Linked DNA regions of Homo sapiens: region 2 is linked to region 1. A link is an interaction called in ENCODE POLR2A ChIA-PET data of the cell type or tissue named here. Cell type or tissue: B cell. All regions are shown on one strand.

Evidence for each region. Peaks named below come from ENCODE experiments on the same cell type or tissue, not always from the same donor. Only the 100,000 strongest peaks of a DNase experiment are listed, where the experiment ranks them.
Region 2: POLR2A ChIA-PET joins it to region 1 with 12 read pairs; 8 of 35 experiments call an interaction of 5 or more read pairs at or near these places.

The regions. Positions count from the first base shown.
Region 1 is chr20:51,523,958-51,531,957 of GRCh38, reverse strand. It overlaps NFATC2 (nuclear factor of activated T cells 2), which reads left to right. Exons shown (of 11, transcript NM_012340.5): 2 at 7,848-8,000. Among named protein-coding and RNA genes, the nearest start is that of NFATC2, 15 kb to the left of the region's middle. RefSeq lists enhancers at 488-657, 698-747. In B cell, no CTCF peak of the experiment used is centred here; DNase peaks (open chromatin) are centred at 487, 3,137, 5,867, 6,517 and 3 weaker places; H3K4me3 peaks cover 2,229 bases; H3K27ac peaks cover 5,327 bases.
Region 2 is chr20:51,421,062-51,429,061 of GRCh38, reverse strand. All of the region lies in intron 9 of NFATC2 (nuclear factor of activated T cells 2), which reads left to right. Among named protein-coding and RNA genes, the nearest start is that of MIR3194, 28 kb to the left of the region's middle. RefSeq lists enhancers at 3,428-3,477, 3,470-4,062, 4,949-5,781. In B cell, no CTCF peak of the experiment used is centred here; DNase peaks (open chromatin) are centred at 3,618, 4,221 and 5,536; H3K27ac peaks cover 3,554 bases.

The DNA.
Region 1 (8,000 bases):
GAAGGTCAGCAGGATCTGAGGTAAAAAGAGAATTCCTAAAGTGCTGACCAACCCATTTTATTTTTATAAAAATGTCTTCCTTTTTTTCGTAATGCTTTCGAAGGGGTTGGGGACTAGTGCGTTCAAGTTGTTGTAAAATAGACTAACTATAGCAGGGAAAGGGCAGAATTGTCACCGAAAAGATTGTTCTTTCAATAATAATCCAGTAGGCCCCATTTACTGGGTATTGATTCTGTGTGTCTTGGGCTTTGCATAGGTTAGGGAAACCGACAGGCTTGTATCATCACCAGTGTCATCACCCCGTGTCACACATGAGGACATGGAGTTTCCCCAAGTCTCACAGCCGGGGGTGGGAGTGGATCTGGAGTCCCCTAACCCCGTGCTACCCTCTGTTGACTGAGACCTGGATCTCAGCGTAGAGCTCTTGCTTGGTGGGGCAAAGAGGAGGGCTGAACTGGCCTCCCCAGCAATCTTGTCCTGTAGTTTTTGGGAGTGGCCAGAGATTTCTCCACATATTCACAGGGCCTACCTATTGGGTAAGCACCCAGGAACTTGATGAAAGGAGGGGTGATAAGAATGAGAACTTTCAGGTGTCTGCCACAGAGATGAGCGTCACCTGCCAGGGCTGAGAGTGAGAAGATGTCTCATTTCTGAATCAGTTCAGGTTGAGGGCGTGAGTCATGAGTTGATGCTTCCAGCAGTCTTTGGGCCTCTGCTGTGCGCAGGCCTCCTGTGCCATGCTGGGGCTCTAAAGCCAGGAGCCGTGGTTCTCAGCTGGGGGCGAGCCTGCCTGGCAGGAGATGTTTGGCGATGCCTGGAGACATTTTTGGTTGCCACAACGGGGAGAGGGACAGGGCAGCTGCTATTGGCATCCAGTGGGTAGGTGGCTGTGAGGATCAAGTAATTTACTACATGTAATGTGCTTATAACAATGCCTAGCATGTAAGTTCTCAATATATTTTAGCTGCTTTTTCTGCATTATAATCATCTTCATAATAATTATTGATGTAAGACTCCTATCTGCCTCTAAGAACCTCAGAGTCTAGAGGGTAGACAGACGAGTGAATCCATAGATAGACTTCAATGTGGGACTCTGTGGGACCTGGGAGTGTAGAAGAGCTGCCTGATCCAGCCTGGGGAAACAGGGAGGGCCTCCAGGAGGGGGTGGCTCAGGTCAAGTCATGATGGATAAATAGTGGCTTGTTAGGAGATGTAAGGTCGGGAGGTATGGAAGGGAGTTCTGGGTAAGGGGAACAGCATGTGCGTGACATGGAGGTACAGAGGCCCTTGAGCAGCAACCTCTGAATCCCCCATCCCTGCTTCTATCTTCTTCCTCCCTTTGGTACTGATGCTTCGTATGCAGGCCAGGTACCTCCCATGGTAGGTGAAATGGATTTTAGGTGGTCCACCAGTGAGGACGTTGTATGTGCTAAGAACTATTTTTCAGCGCTATTTTCTCTTTGAACTAGTCAGAAGGAGTGGAGTTTCAGGCCAGGCATGGTGGCTAATGCCTGTAATCCCAGCACTTTGGCAGGCCGAGGTGGGCAGATCACTTGAGGTCAGGAGTTCGAGACTAGCCTGACCAACATGGTGAAACCCTGTCTCTACTGAAAACACAAAAAAATTAGCCGGGCATGGTAGTGGTCACCTGTAATCCCAGCTACTCAGGAGGCTGAGGCAGGAGAATCGCTTGAACCCGGGAGGCGGAGGTTGCAGTGAGTCGAGATCGCACCACTGTACTCCAGCCTGGCAACAGAGCAAGACTCTGTCTCAAAAAACAAAAAACAAACAAACAAAAAAGGAGTAGCGCTTCAGTGAGGTACTGCTGTACCATTGACACCTTTCTTTCTAACACTGGCTCCTCCCTTTCCCTGTTCCTAGGTCTTGACTTTCTGGGGTCTTGGAAATGTTCCATATTTTGATTATGTTGGTGGTAGCAAGAATGTATGACATTTGGCAAAACTCGTCAAACTCTATACTCAAAACACTGACATCTGTGTATATGAGTTATACCGCAGAAGCATTGGCGGGGGCGGGGCTGTATAAAGCCTCAGACTCAGAGCCTTTGCCCAGCCACTGTGTCTTGCTTGAATTTAGTAAGTTTTATTTTTATTGTATTTTTACCCTACCTTCTATTTATGGAGGTGACATTGATTTTCCATCTGCAGTAGTGGTGTAAAGTTTCCTTTTAAAATAAAAAAAAAATAAGTGAGTGAATTTAAATACTAGAAGTATTAAGTAAATACTTTTTGGTGGCACATGGATAGAGCAAAGATCGTGCAAGTGGTTAAAAAAAAAGCAAGCTTTTTGGAAATCCTCCTGAGAACATTTGGTGGTTCTGAGATGAAACTAACTTCACCCAGTGCCGTGCGGGCATCGTGATGACTGTAAGAAAGCCGCCTGTGAGCGTGGCAGTTGTTTAAGGAGAAATAGTGACGAATCTCAGCCACTGACTTAGAGAAATATTTTAATGATGTGCTATTTGTGAAATTTACTGTCAAATACCCAGGGGACTGAGAATTAAATGATTATTAATTATCTTCATATTCCCTGCTTGCTGGTAAACATTTAAAGTCTTGTCAAGAGGAAAAAAAAAAAACTGCCGCTTGGATTAATGAAAACCAATGTAAATGCTTTAAATACTTTTGCTCAGCACACTGGAGCTTTCTGTTTTTCAGAGCTCCTAGGGAGTGTGAGTGATGTGTGTTTTCAGGACTGCGTTTCTGTGGACTGTGCACATCAGCCCCAAGGGTGTGTTTCTGATAAGATACAGTGCAGTTCTTCTGATACGGCCGGAATTTTTGCTAAGAAACTTTTTGTGTTTTGTTTTTCTGGTTCGAAGGGCAGTGAATTCTCAGAATGTTGTCGGCCATGGGTTTGACATTCCTCTTTTCCTAGATTAAAACTCTGTGCTCTGTTACCTTCTAGGAAGGCGTGTGTGTGTGTATGTGCGAATTCAAATACACATTTACATTAAACTACAGCCTCACAAGAACTCCAGGCCTTACAGATGCTAGCTAGAAAAATCAAAGGATTTCAGAGCCAGAAGCCACCAAGGAAACTGATTCAGTTTAATGCTGTTCAGTTATAAATGAGAAGGTGTTGAGGCCTCCAGTGGGTGGGGGACTTTTCCAAAGTCACGCTGCTACTTAGTGGCGGAGCAGGACTGCACTCTTCATTTCCTGCTTCGTAAAACAGGGTTTCATTACTGTATATCATGCTATGTCACCTACCACCTATGAAATAAAATTAAAAATGTTTCTTTTGGGAGTTACATTTATTTTCTTACACAATTACACAAATCAAAGGAAGTCTCCTTTCTGCCATGCCACTGTCCTCCCATTCCTTAGTTCCCCTCCCTGGAGGATGTCACTATTACTTGTGACTTCCAGAGAAAGCCTGTGCATCCTTCAGCTGTGCGTGTACATCTGTCTGTGTGTGTACATATGTGTGTGTACATCTGTCTGTGCGTGTACATCTGTACATCTGTGTATATATGTGCAGGTGTAATCTGTATACATCTGTGTGTACATCTGTCTGTGTACATTGTGTGTACATCTCTCTGTGTTTGTGTACATCCTCTCACTTTTTATGCTGTGCACACTATACAGCTTGCTTTTCTCTAATACTAAATCTCAGTGGTCATTCCATGTCAATGCATAAAGAACTTCTTCAGGCCTTTTTGTAGCTATACTGTATCCCATCATATGAATGAGCCAGAATTAATTCATCCCCAATAGATGGGCTTTGGGTTGCTTCCAGTCTTTTGGGATTACAGTCAGGGTTGTAGTAATGAATCTTAAGCATACACAGGTCATTTTGCACAGGTGAGAGTATATCTGCAGGAAGAATTTTTTTTTTTTTTTTTTTTTGGGACAGGTTCTCATCCTGTCACCCAAGCTGGGAGGTGGTGGTACGATCATGGCTCACTACAGCCTTGATCCTCCCACCTCAGCTTCTCCAGTGGCTGGGACTACAGGTAGGTGCCACCATGCCCAGCTAATGAAAAAAAAATTTTTGTTTTAGAGATGGGGTCTCTACGTTGCCCAGGCTGGTCTTAAACTCCTGACCTCAAGCAATCTTCCTACCTCTGTCTCCCAAACGGTTGGGATTCCAGGTGTGAGCCACCATGACTGGCCCAGGATGAATTTCTAAAAGTAGCATTGCTTGGTTCCGAGGGCACATGTGGTTCCGGGGGCACGTGTGTTTGGAATTTTCATGGATATTACAAAATGACCCTCTCTAGAGTTATAGCCTTCTATCTTTTGGTTTGGATATTAGCATCTTTGAGTAATAGTTTATTCCAGGTAGACTTTTCTGAACTTGCCTCATTCATTCAGCCAACACATCCTTTCTGAGGGCCTGTTTAGTGGCAGGACCATTCCAAGTGCTTAGGGGCATGGCGGAGCAAGAGTCCTCATGGCATTTGCTGATTGGTGGGGGTGGATCTCGAGGTCGAGGGAAGGGCAGACTGGAGGTCGAGGGAAACGGAGCACTCCACAGTTCCTCAGTCGTTATGGTGAGATGTGCACAGAACACAGCAGGGGCCTGTGAGTGGGGCCTGAGCTAGTCAAGTGGTCAGGGGTCCTTCTAGAAGCATGCAGTACTTAAGCCCAGCTCATGGGCATGAATGGGCTTTAGTCCTGTGGAGAAGGGGGCCTGGCAGTGGGTAGGGGAGGAGCTGTTGAGGCAGGGGGAGCAGCAAGTACCAAGGTCCCGGGGCAGGAAGGAGCTTGATGCTTTTAAAAACTCCCCTTTGCCAGACACGGTTGTTCTCGTCTGTAATCACAACACTTTGGGAGGCTGAGGTGGGAGGATCACTTGAGCTCAGGAGTTGGAGACTAGCCTGGGCAACATAGTGAGACCTCCTGTCTACTAAAAATAAAAAAAAATTAGCTGAGCCCGGTGGTGTGCACTGGTAGTCCCAGCTACTTGGGAGGCTGAGGTGGGAGGATTGCTTGAGCCTGGGAGGTGGAGGCTGCAGTGAGCTATTATTGCGCCACAGCACTTCAACCTGGGCAGCTGAGTAAGACCTCAAAAACAAAACAAAAATCACCACACTCCCCTTTGGCTGGAGTTCAGAGAGAGGGAGGGGAGAGAGTGAATGCAGGCGAGGGTAGATGCACAGGCAGGGCCCAGCCAGGCTGCCTGGCGGGGGTCATTTATTTTTACCTAAGAGCTGTGGGGAGCCATTTTGGAAGTAGGGGTACCATATGGACCCTAAGAGATCAGCTTGGCTAAACTGGACAGTATTTCCTCTAGGATAGCCCAGAAAGGGAACAAGGAGGCTGAGGCTCACTGGGGTGGCCACCTGGGGTCCCCCAAAGCAGGAAGAGGGCTTGTTTCTGGCTGGCAGGCCCCGGACATGGTTCTTATATTTACTTATTCTCTCAGCCACTCGGCAAATGTTTATGGGGGCTTGCAAGTGCCAGGCCCTGTGGTAGGTGCTTGGCAGACAATGCTGGGCCACAGTGACACGGGCCCAACACTGACGGAGCTCTGGGTCGAGTGTGGGGTTGTAAAATTCTCTAAAGGGCCAAGGAGTAAATATTTCAGGCTTTGGGGGCCATTCGGTTCCCAGACTACCAACTCTGCTGTTGTAGTATAGGAGCAAGCTGTAGCTTGCTTTGTTCACCCTGTGTCAATAAATAGGCTGGCTGTGTTGTCATAAAACTATTTACAAACACAACCCATGGGCCGCATTTGGCCCATGGGCTGTGGTTTGCCTGCACCTGGTTTGGCAGAATGAGATTCCCTAAACAGATACCTGGTGCGACGGGAGCTGTTAGCAGGCGTCAGTGGAGAAAAGATGGCAGGGAAAAGGGAAGGAGGGGATCTTTTTGATGGGTCGATCTCAGGAGGTGCGGGCTGAGCAGATGCAGGAAGGAACCAGGGGAAGTGGGAGGATCTCGCGGGGAGGGTTTCCAGGCAGAGGGAACCCAAGGCGTCTGAGGCAGGAGCTGCTTAAGTACGGCGAAGAGGTTGGAGGGGTTGTTGCTGACTCAGCTTGGGGAGAAGTGGGGAGTGGTGGGGGTGGGTGGCAGGCCGGGGCACATGCTGCGTTAGTGACTTTAGGTTCCATCTAAAGTGTCCAGAAGCCTTTATAGTAGGTTTTGAGAATGGACATTTTAAAGGCTGCTGCGTGACAAACAGACTGACAGAGCCACAGAGGAAGTGGGGAGGCCAGGGAGGAGATGACTGCAGTAGTCCCCATGGGAGAGGACGGCGGCTTGGACCAGGGTGGATGCGATGGAATGGGGAGACCTGGGAATCTAGTTTCTGTTCTGACAGTGGAGCAGTCAGGGCTGATGATGGATCAGATGTGAGGCATCAGAGTAAGGAGTCCAGGCCGCCCCATGAGCTGGCGGGGAGGTTGGAGGAGCCTCTGATGAGGTGGGGGGCCTTGGAGGTGGAGTTGCTGTGAGGGGTGGGTGGGTGGCACTAACTCCGTGGGAATTTCCCAAGCAGCCCCACGTGCCTGGACCTGTACAGGATGCAGTGAGGCAGGGTGTCTGCTAGAAGAGGGTCAGGCTGAGAATTAAATGACAGTGTGAGGTGATGGGTGGCAGTGTCCTTGGGTGGCTGACATAGAACATTCTACTTGAACAGCATTCTGCAGCGGTAGGGCCTTTCGAGGTGGCAGCAGGAGCCCGGGCTAGGCAGCCGCTAAAAGAGGAAGTTAGGTCATTTTGCAGTCATTGGTTTTATCTTTATTTTAGTGTATTTTATTTTATTTTTGAGACAGAGTCTCACTCTATCACCCAGGCCGGCATGCAGTGGCACAGTCTTGGCTCATTGAAACCTCCGCCTCCTGGTTTTAAGCGATTCTTGTGCCTCAGCCTCCTGAGTAGCTGGGATTACAGGCCTGTGCCACCACGCCTGGCTAATTTTTGTATTTTTAGTAGAGATGGGGTTTCACCATGTTGGCCGGGCTGGTCTCAAACTCCTGACCGCAAGTGATCTGCCCGCCTCAGCCTCCCGAAGTGCCGGGATTCCAGGTGTGAGCCACCACGCCCGGCCTGCATCCATTGGGTCTAATAGTTTGGGTGTCAGGTAACCTCTGTAGCAGTGACCCTGCCTGTTGGGGGGCAAGTGGCTTGCCTGTGGTATTTTTAAGCCTGCTAATTCCGTATCTTTCGGTGGGCCTTTTCCCCGCTCTGGGCCTCAGTTTCCTCATTTGTAAAATGACACAGATGAGACATGAGTCAGGAGCCCTGGATCTGAATGAAGCCACTTCTTGTACTTGGTGTGAAATCTGGGATTGAAGCCCAGGGCACTGTGGGCTGCAGAGTCTGCGCAGCCTCCCTCTGTGTCCTGCGTCCACGTCATGTGTGTAGAGTGCTGCCATAGGCCCTAGATAGGTGCTTTTCAAACTAGGGGTCATGACCTACCGCGCAGACGGGTTAGGGGATCCGTCTAATGGGTCGTGACCAGCGTTGAAGCAAAATCACTCAGGCAGGAGGGAGGGTCTGAGGGTGTCATGTAGCAGGGGTAAGTATTGACTCGAGAGGCTTTTGTTTCAGTTGTGGGTGTATATGGTGGCGTGAATGGGGTTGTGAGATAAAGTGCACTTCTCCGAAGGGTTTCATTTAAAGCCAAGTTTCGAGGCCCTTAGCCCAGGGGTCTTCCAGAACTCATTCTGCTTCGACCTGTCTTCTCCAGGGACCTGGGACAAAGTGGCCTCAGTTTTCTTCTGGTGAGGGACGGAGCTTCTAGCTTGGGGTTTGGCATGGTGGGAATTTGAAAAAAATAAACGACGTGAGACGAAATCCAGCCTGTGATTGCTCTGCACCGGGAGTTCTGTTTTTGAGGCTTAAAAAGAACCCCCTTCCCCCTTCTCTTTCCAGAAGAGCCGAATGCACATAAGGTCGCCAGCCCACCCTCCGGACCCGCATACCCCGATGATGTCCTGGACTATGGCCTCAAGCCATACAGCCCCCTTGCTAGTCTCTCTGGCGAGCCCCCCGGCCGATTCGGAGAGCCGGATAGGGTAGGGCCGC
Region 2 (8,000 bases), 100 kb after region 1:
TATTTCTGACAAGTAAACTGGAAAATCCCCTGGGTCATTCCTTTGGTGTCTGGTGGGGCAACTTCCTTGGTCTTTAGGTCCTTTTCTGTCCCTTTCGTTTATGATTTCAAGGGAGTCTGTCGCACACGGCACATATTTGGCTGCACGGGGCCCGTGCTAAACCCCAGCGTGCTGTGCTGCCTGTGCGTGGGCATTTCTGGTCTGTCATTTATTTCCCTTGGGATTTTGCCAAAGTGGGCTTTCCTTGGAAACTTTGTAAGAGCTGGGCTTATGCGTTTTGAGGGTTGAGGGAAGGTTCTGTGGCTGGAAAAGGAAGCAGTCACCAGTGGACACACAGGTCCTCCCTCCCCCGCACAAGTGCAAACAAACCATCTTTGAAGCTGATCCCGCCCCTGCCCTGGGGTCCAGGGAAGCCCCCGGCTCTGAGTTATCGTTTCCTGCACCTTGGCCAGTGATCCCAGCGTCGCGTCTGGGCATTCCACCCCGCTCCCTCATGGGGCATCTGTGCTTTATCTCAGCCCTTCCCGCCTGCATTCCTGCACACAGACGCCGGCTGGCTTGGCCCCGTTTGTTCTTGGAACACCAAGGCGCTCCTTCTGCTTTCTCCACTCCGAGTACTTGAGACGTTTTCAAGAAGTCTCTTTGGAAAAGCAAAATAAGTAATATTCCAGGGCCCAAGGCATGCACTCCCCTGAGCCCCGTGTTTCTCCACCCACCCCAATTCAGGCACTTTCTTACAGCTCTTCAGAAACATATGGTTCATACACCGTCACTTGCGTTCTCTCTGCTGTCATCCCCCTTCCGTGACTAGTCCCTTGTTCTAAGGCCCCAAATTGTACCTGGGGAACACCAGCAGCTCCTAGCAGTAGCTGCTTCTGGGACCTCATTCTTCCCTACCTTTCTCCCCTATTCCTCTGTCCTCCCCAACCCTCCCTGTCCTTAACCCTTCCTTCTTCCCTCTCTCCCTTCCTCTGTGTCCTTGACCCTTGACTTCTCTGTCCTTGACCCTCCTTCCCTCTCACCCACTAGTATTTTCTGGCTGTCTACTCTGTGCTGGACACTGTTCTGGGACTTAGGGATCCACTAAGTGAACAAATGAAATGAAATCTTTGCTCTCACGGTGATTGTTTAGTAGGTAAGCGAGACAGACATTAGCATGGAAGGCAGTAAGTAAGCAAGCGAAATTCAGACAGCAATGAAAGCCACAGGGAAAATTCCACGGGGTTAGGAGCGAGAGGGTGGCTGCCTGGTTTGGGGGTGAGGTTGGCCCCTGCAGATGAGTGTACAGAAAGGCCACTCTGAAGAGGCGGCCTTTGGGGATGGACGCAGACCTGGGGAGGTCTGAGGGAAGAGTGTTTCAGGGAGAGGGAACGCAGGTGGCGGAGGCCGTGAACTCGGAGACGTGGGCTTGCTCCCGCAGGCTTTCAGCAGCAGTGCAGCGTGGTTTGATTTACTGTTTGAGAAGATCACTCTGGCTGCCTTTGCGAAATGGACTATAGGGAGTCAAGGGTTGAAAAAAGGGGGATGTGTGAATTGAAAACGAATCCCGTGACAGGAGCATGATGGAAGGCGGTGCATTTCACAGGGAGTGTGCCCCGCAGGCCCTGTCATGAGCGCGGTTACTTAAAATGCAACTGGAATTGCCCAAATGTGATCAATACACAGGTAATTCTCAGCTTCCCTTGCATAAAATGAGGGGCGGCTGCACTTTTTACCACTCAGGACGCAAGCAAGCGGGAGAGGCGCTGGGGAAAGTGGACTCAGAGGTGACTTTTACTAGCGCTCTGTGGTGCATTCTAGGAGCTGTGCTGACTCCACAGCTGAACTGGGGGTGCAGAGGTCATCGGGCCATCTCACCACCAAACCCACCACAGGTTTTGAAGTAGAGAGCTTACTACAGCTGCCCAGAGACTCAGCCACAGATGAGAGAACATGGGGGCAGGGGTGTGGCCTGGGACTCAAAGGAGATGTTTTACCCCGTTCTGGAAACGTCCAGAAAAGAAAGGATGTGGTCTCGGTGATGGCTGCAGCCCCTGCAGTGACTTGTGAGGATAGCAGCTTGTGTGTGTGAGAGAGAGTATATTGATGTGTGCAGGGAGGGCACAAATCAGTCTGCTTATTCTTAAATCTACTTCTGCCCTGTTCTTCATGTAAAGTGCTTAATTATGTGCACATTCAGAAATCAGTAGTGCATTCTGTATATTTCACAAGCGGGCCACCCACAGAATTGCCACCTGGATTATGACAGTCTTGTTGGCACCCCAGAAGCCCCCAGATGTCCCTTTCCCTTCTACAAAAGTGACCACCATCCTGCCTTCTAACTCCAGAGATTCATGTTGCCTTTTTATACAAACAAAAGTCAGATTTCATGACTCTTTTGTGTCTTGAGTGTCAGCTCCATCACTGACTCTGACCTCAGGCAAGTTACTTGCTGCCTTGTGCCTTCATGTCCCCATCTGTAGAATGAGACAGTCACAGTTCCTCCCTTCAAAGGCTGTGCTGAGGATGATGAGTTAGTGCATGTCAATAAAAGGGATCTTCCATAAATGTGATCTGCTGTTTTGTTTATGATTTTTTTTTTTTTGAGACAAAGTCTCGCTCTGTTGCCCAGGCTGGAGTGCAGTGGCATGATCTTGGCTCGCTGCAACCTCTGCCTCCTGGGTTCAAGTGATTCTTCTGCCTCAGCCTCCCAAGTAGCTGGGACTACAGGTGCCTGCCAGCACGCCTGGCTAATTTTTGTATTTTCAGTAGAGACATGGTTTCGCCATAGTGGCCAGCTGGTCTCGAACTCCTGACCTCAGGTGATCCATTCCCCTCGGCCTCCCAAAGTGCTGGGATTATAGCTGTGACCCACCATGCCCAGCCTTGTTTATGAATTTAATTGCCTTGATTTCTTGTAGGACATGGTTCAAATTTTAAAAATCTATTTGTGTAGGAGAAAAAATGGGCTACTCTGATCTTTGGAGATGGGCTTCCTCACCCTCATGCCCTGCTTCTTCCATGGGATAGATGAGTGGACGTAGCCCCAGAGCACTGCCCAAGGCTCCCTCCCCCCGCTTCCTCCAGGGGACCTCAGGATGTGTATCTGCATGAGGGAGATGATGTCCTCGCCGGGGGCTGCTGAGAACTCCAGTGAGTGTATCCCCTGCCATGGCTCCCTGGAGGAGTGTGGACCAGTGGCCCAGGTTTTGCCAGTTGTGCCTCTGGCAGAGGGGCCATGGATGTGCTTTGAAAAGGCTCTACGCAGAAGCTGGGTGCACCAATGCGTGAGAAACAGGCGGGGGAGGAATGAACAGAGAGACCCACCCTCCAAAGCTCAGGAAGCAGGGAAAGGAACCCAGCGATGGAAAAGTGTTTTGTAACTGGCCTGCTTTGTTCAGCAGTTCAGGGATCTTTCACTAGGGCCCCTCAGTGCCCACGGCAAGCCTGGGACAAAGCGGCTCCTGTGTGGGGAGGCGTGCAAAGCCCACGCGGAGCCTGGTCACCGCAGAGCCCTGCCGTGAGCCCGGCAGCCACGATGACCCCGGCAGGGCTGGGCCTCCTGGTGCCGACAGAGGGTGAGACACAGGGAGTCTCTGTGCTGATGAGAACTGAGCCAGGCAGTTGCCCAGCCAAGTGGCCCAGAGGCTGTGGGCACCTGGAGAGCCCGGTCTGAGTATCTCAGCGTAGGCCTTGCTGGTACACCAGTAACCACCAGAAACCGCCAGCAGCAGGTTTAACTCACATGGCCACCTGGAGCCGACACCAATAAAAGGCCAGGCCCCCGTTGGGAGGGCTTTTGCCAGCGTCCTTTTTTTGCCTTCATTTAAAAATGTATCTTTATATAGGTAATATGTTCCTATGTTTAGGAAAAATATATAAAAAAGACATCCAGCAGAAGATGTCTTCCCCCTTCTGGTCTGCTCTCTAATACTGGTTTTTCTCTAGCCTCCTAGAACATTATTTCTCAACCTTTGTTTCATTATTACCAACCCCCCACCCCCAGCCAGGAGCCTTTTAAGACAATTTTTTTCCTAATCTCCATGCCATGAAATGTCAGTGCTATAGACACACAATGTGTCTGTTCATGTACCATAGCCCTTTGCAGGGCCACAAAGCATTGTCATATGGAAGATTTTTTTCAACACCCCTCCCGCAGAGAACCAATTTTTACCCCCGTGGAAGCAACGTCATCCACCTTGAGGATGAATGCTTTAGGGTTTTTTTTTTTTTAATGTAATCCCGAGCATATGCAAATACACATGTATTCTTATTTTCCCCTTTTCTACAAAAGGTGGTAAAACGTACACACAGGTCCCCCATGGGTGGAAACTTCCGTATCACTTGCTGTTACCCACAGTGCTGACGATTTGTCCTGTACCTGTCATTTGGTCAATGGGGACCCATTCTCAGGAATTGGATGGTTGGTCTGAAGGCCCAGCCTCAGTTCTAGGATTTGTCTGGCAAAGAGTTGCTGTGGTTGTCCTGCCTGGCTCTCAGTCTGGCCTCATCACTGCCCTCTTTTGTAACTTTGGCCAAGTCACTTATAATGGTGCCCGACTCTCTGGGTTACCGTAAGAATGAAAATGGGGGCGTCCTGTAAAGCTCTTTGCCCAGTACCAGACGCGCACGGTGAGGGTTCAGTAGTTGCTGATCACTCTTCTTCCCCTAACCGCAGTGACATTTTCCTCCTCCTCCTCTTCCTTGTCAGTTGTGAGCTATAGGGGCAGGGGCAGAGCTAGGCTCTGACGAAGAGCCAGGAGGCTGACTCTTGGCCTGAATTCTCAAGTATGTTGTCAGGCTACCTCTGTAAATTCAGCAAAGGTTCAGCAAAGGATAGTTTGAGTCTTGAAAATGTCAAAGTCCAGAAAACTGTGGTTGCCTACAGAGGAGCCCACAGAATCTGCAAGAGTTGCTGTTGGAAGATCATTGAATTGAGCTGGTAGCCGTTCTCTGTCCCTCTCCTGGGTGCCTAAACGATATGCAGGTATCTGTCCCTGGGGCATCTCTCGTTTCCCTCTCTTGTTTCCCCTCCCTTTCTAAGAATGTCAGATTTCAAGCTGTGCCACTTAGCTGTCCTTTCATCCCGAATGATGTGGACTCTGCATTTCTGGCTTATGTAAGAGAGCTACGTTCCAGCCGACTCCAGACCCAGAAACGCTCAGTGATCTTTTTGAAATTCTGCAAAGCAAGTGTTTCCAAAGGAATGTGCACTTGCATTTGGAGGTCAGAAGCCACCAAACCACAAGAAAGTCCCTTCCCAGACTTGCTGTCCACGCAGCCCTCATTCCAGAGCAGCATCTTTCCTACCAAAAGCAGACAGCTCCTAAAAAAGAGGACCAAGTGAGAGGCAGCATCCAGTGTCATTCGTGGGCTCCCAGTCATCTGCTGGAACCAGCACTTTTAATTGTTCTGAATTGTTTATGCTACATTTAATTTCCAAATGAGGCTATTCTCTTGTGGTAACAGGTGAATATCCTTGTGAAAGAGTGAGGTGCTCCTTTAAGCAAGATTTATGGGTAGGTCAGCATCATAACCAATTTTAAAGGCCCTCCTTTGTAGTTTCATTCTTACTAGAACACAGGGCAGAAGGGCTAAGACTCACTTCCCTGCTCTGTGGGTGTGCTATGCTGGATGTACCATGCCAGCTACCTCACTCATTTCAGGATGATGCCGCCACTCAGGTGATGGTTTTCAGCAGCATAACTTGTGGGGCTGGAAACTGCAATGGATTTTCCCTGATTCCAGCCACAACCCAAGATAATCCTTTTTTTTTTTTTTTTTTTTTTTTGAGAGAGGGTCTCTCACTCTGTCACCCAGGCTGCAGTGCAGTGGTGCCCCCATAGCTCACTGCAGCCTTAACCTCCCAGGCTCAAGCAATCTGCCTGCCTCAGTCTTCTCAGTAGCTGGGACTATAGGCACATGCCACCATGCCTGGCTCAACTTTTTATTTTTTATAGAGACACAGGGTCTTGCTATGTTGCCCAGTCTGGTCTCGAACTCCTGGGCTCAAGTGATCCTCTCGCCTCAGCCTCCCAAAAAGCTGGGATTATAAGCGTGAGCCACTGTGCCCAGCCAGAATATCATAATGTTAAAAAATCTACATAACTTTCTAATATCAGCGCTAGCTGTAGTCTGTTTCTCTCTAGAAATGTAGAACTTGAAAAAGAATTTGGTTACTTTAGTCTATGAATTGGGTGGCAGTTACTCAACTCATTTCATACACTAGATTATTCTCTGTGCTCCTTCCCTTCCCACCCTTGATAAACCCATTTTGGATCAAGGGCAAAGCTTTGTTTTCCCAGGGGAAAACCCACAAAGAACAAATGAAAGCCCCCTGCCCTGAAGTAGCTGTGGTTGCCAGTCATTCCTAGACTTGAGATTTGGGTGTGTTTTGGTGTGTGCTGCCTTCAAGTAACATTCTGGACTCTCTTTTTGCTCTGAACCAGTTCAACTTTGTTTTAGCACCAATTTTCCTTTAGTTTCCACCCTTTCAGAAAAAAAAAAAAAAAAGAGGGGTTTTCTTCCTGGGGAATGATGAAACCATTTATTTGGCTCTTCTCTGCTGCATTTTTGACACCTCTTTAATTTTTTATGGATCCAGGGATCTGGTCAAGTTGTGCCTGTGAATAGACGCAGGGCTGGGGCCTGTTTTGCCCATCCAGAGTGTCAAGAATCTTTCTCTAGATGAAGTCAAAGACAAACTGAGGGCTGAATTTGAAGGAGTCCGTTCTGGTCCTCAGCAACAAATTCTGCTGCTCTCAGGTTTGGGGATGACATCTGTCTCATCCCTTTAAACAGTCATAAAATCAGATCTCTGGCAAGGCAGCCGAAGTGGATTCTCTGGTCATTTTATGATGAGCCTTGAGCACCCCAACTTGGTTTTATGGCAGGACTGTCTGTTGCGAGCAGTTTGGACTTAAGTCCCAGGCTGTCTGCAAACCAACAAATAGGTTTCATCTGAAGCCTGTTAGTTCCACTATCCCAGGAAAGCTGAAAGGACACTCCCTCGTTGTTAATTTCCAAAACTCTGGGCAAAGTAGAGGTTCTGTTGCATAAGCTGATGACGTGGAGGACGCCTTTGAAATGTTCCGCAGCCGGTTCTTATAGATTTCTGGAAGTTGATGGTGTCTTTTGAATTCTCAGCTTTATTAAATGCCCAAAAAAGAATTGACCCAAACTTGATGAAAGCACCCTCTCCCCAACTGGATTGAGTTGTGGTCTGCTTCAGCACTTGGAAAAGGAGCGGCCAACTGGTGCTCCATGGGCTGCATTTCGCCCGCAGATATTTTGTTTGGCCCACACGGTATTTGAAAAAATATTTTGATTAGATGCCAGTGTTGAAAAACCGGGGATTGCACATAAAAATAGGGATTTCTGACTTTGCTTAGAAAATCCAAGGATCTAGCCACCTTGGGCCCCACCTCCTGCATGGCAGCTACTGGGAGTCAAAACCAAGGCTGGCCCTGAGCAGAGGCTACTTCCTTTAGTTGGAACATCCACTTGCTCTGTCCACAGCCCCCGCCATTCCCTTTTGTCTTCCGACGATAGGTGGATTGTCCATTGTTATTTATCTTCACACTTGTTTTGTTGTTCCTCTTAGACTTCACCGATTTCACTCATTCAGGGTTCCTATCTGGACCCATTAGGCGTTTGAATTGTGCCCCCATTACGGAAGTGCCACACATATCCAAGGCTCATTAATCCAGGACCTGCATCCGGCCGGGGCCTTCGAAAGTGTTCCCTCCCTCTACCTTCCTTCCCCTCCTTGTGGCTGGGGAAGATTTTTAAATGGGGGTAAGATTTTAAAACTTTTAATTAAATATTTTGAACATATGTAACTATAGCATAGTACAAGGTACCCCTACATACCCACCACGAGGCTTCAGCTGTTATCAATGCATGGCCAATCTGATTTCTTCTACACCTTCATCCTGTTATATTCATTACCTGGTAATTTTGTTTTGGGGGTTTGTTGTTATTAGTTTTTTTTGTTTTTTTTTTTTTTTAAGACATAGGGT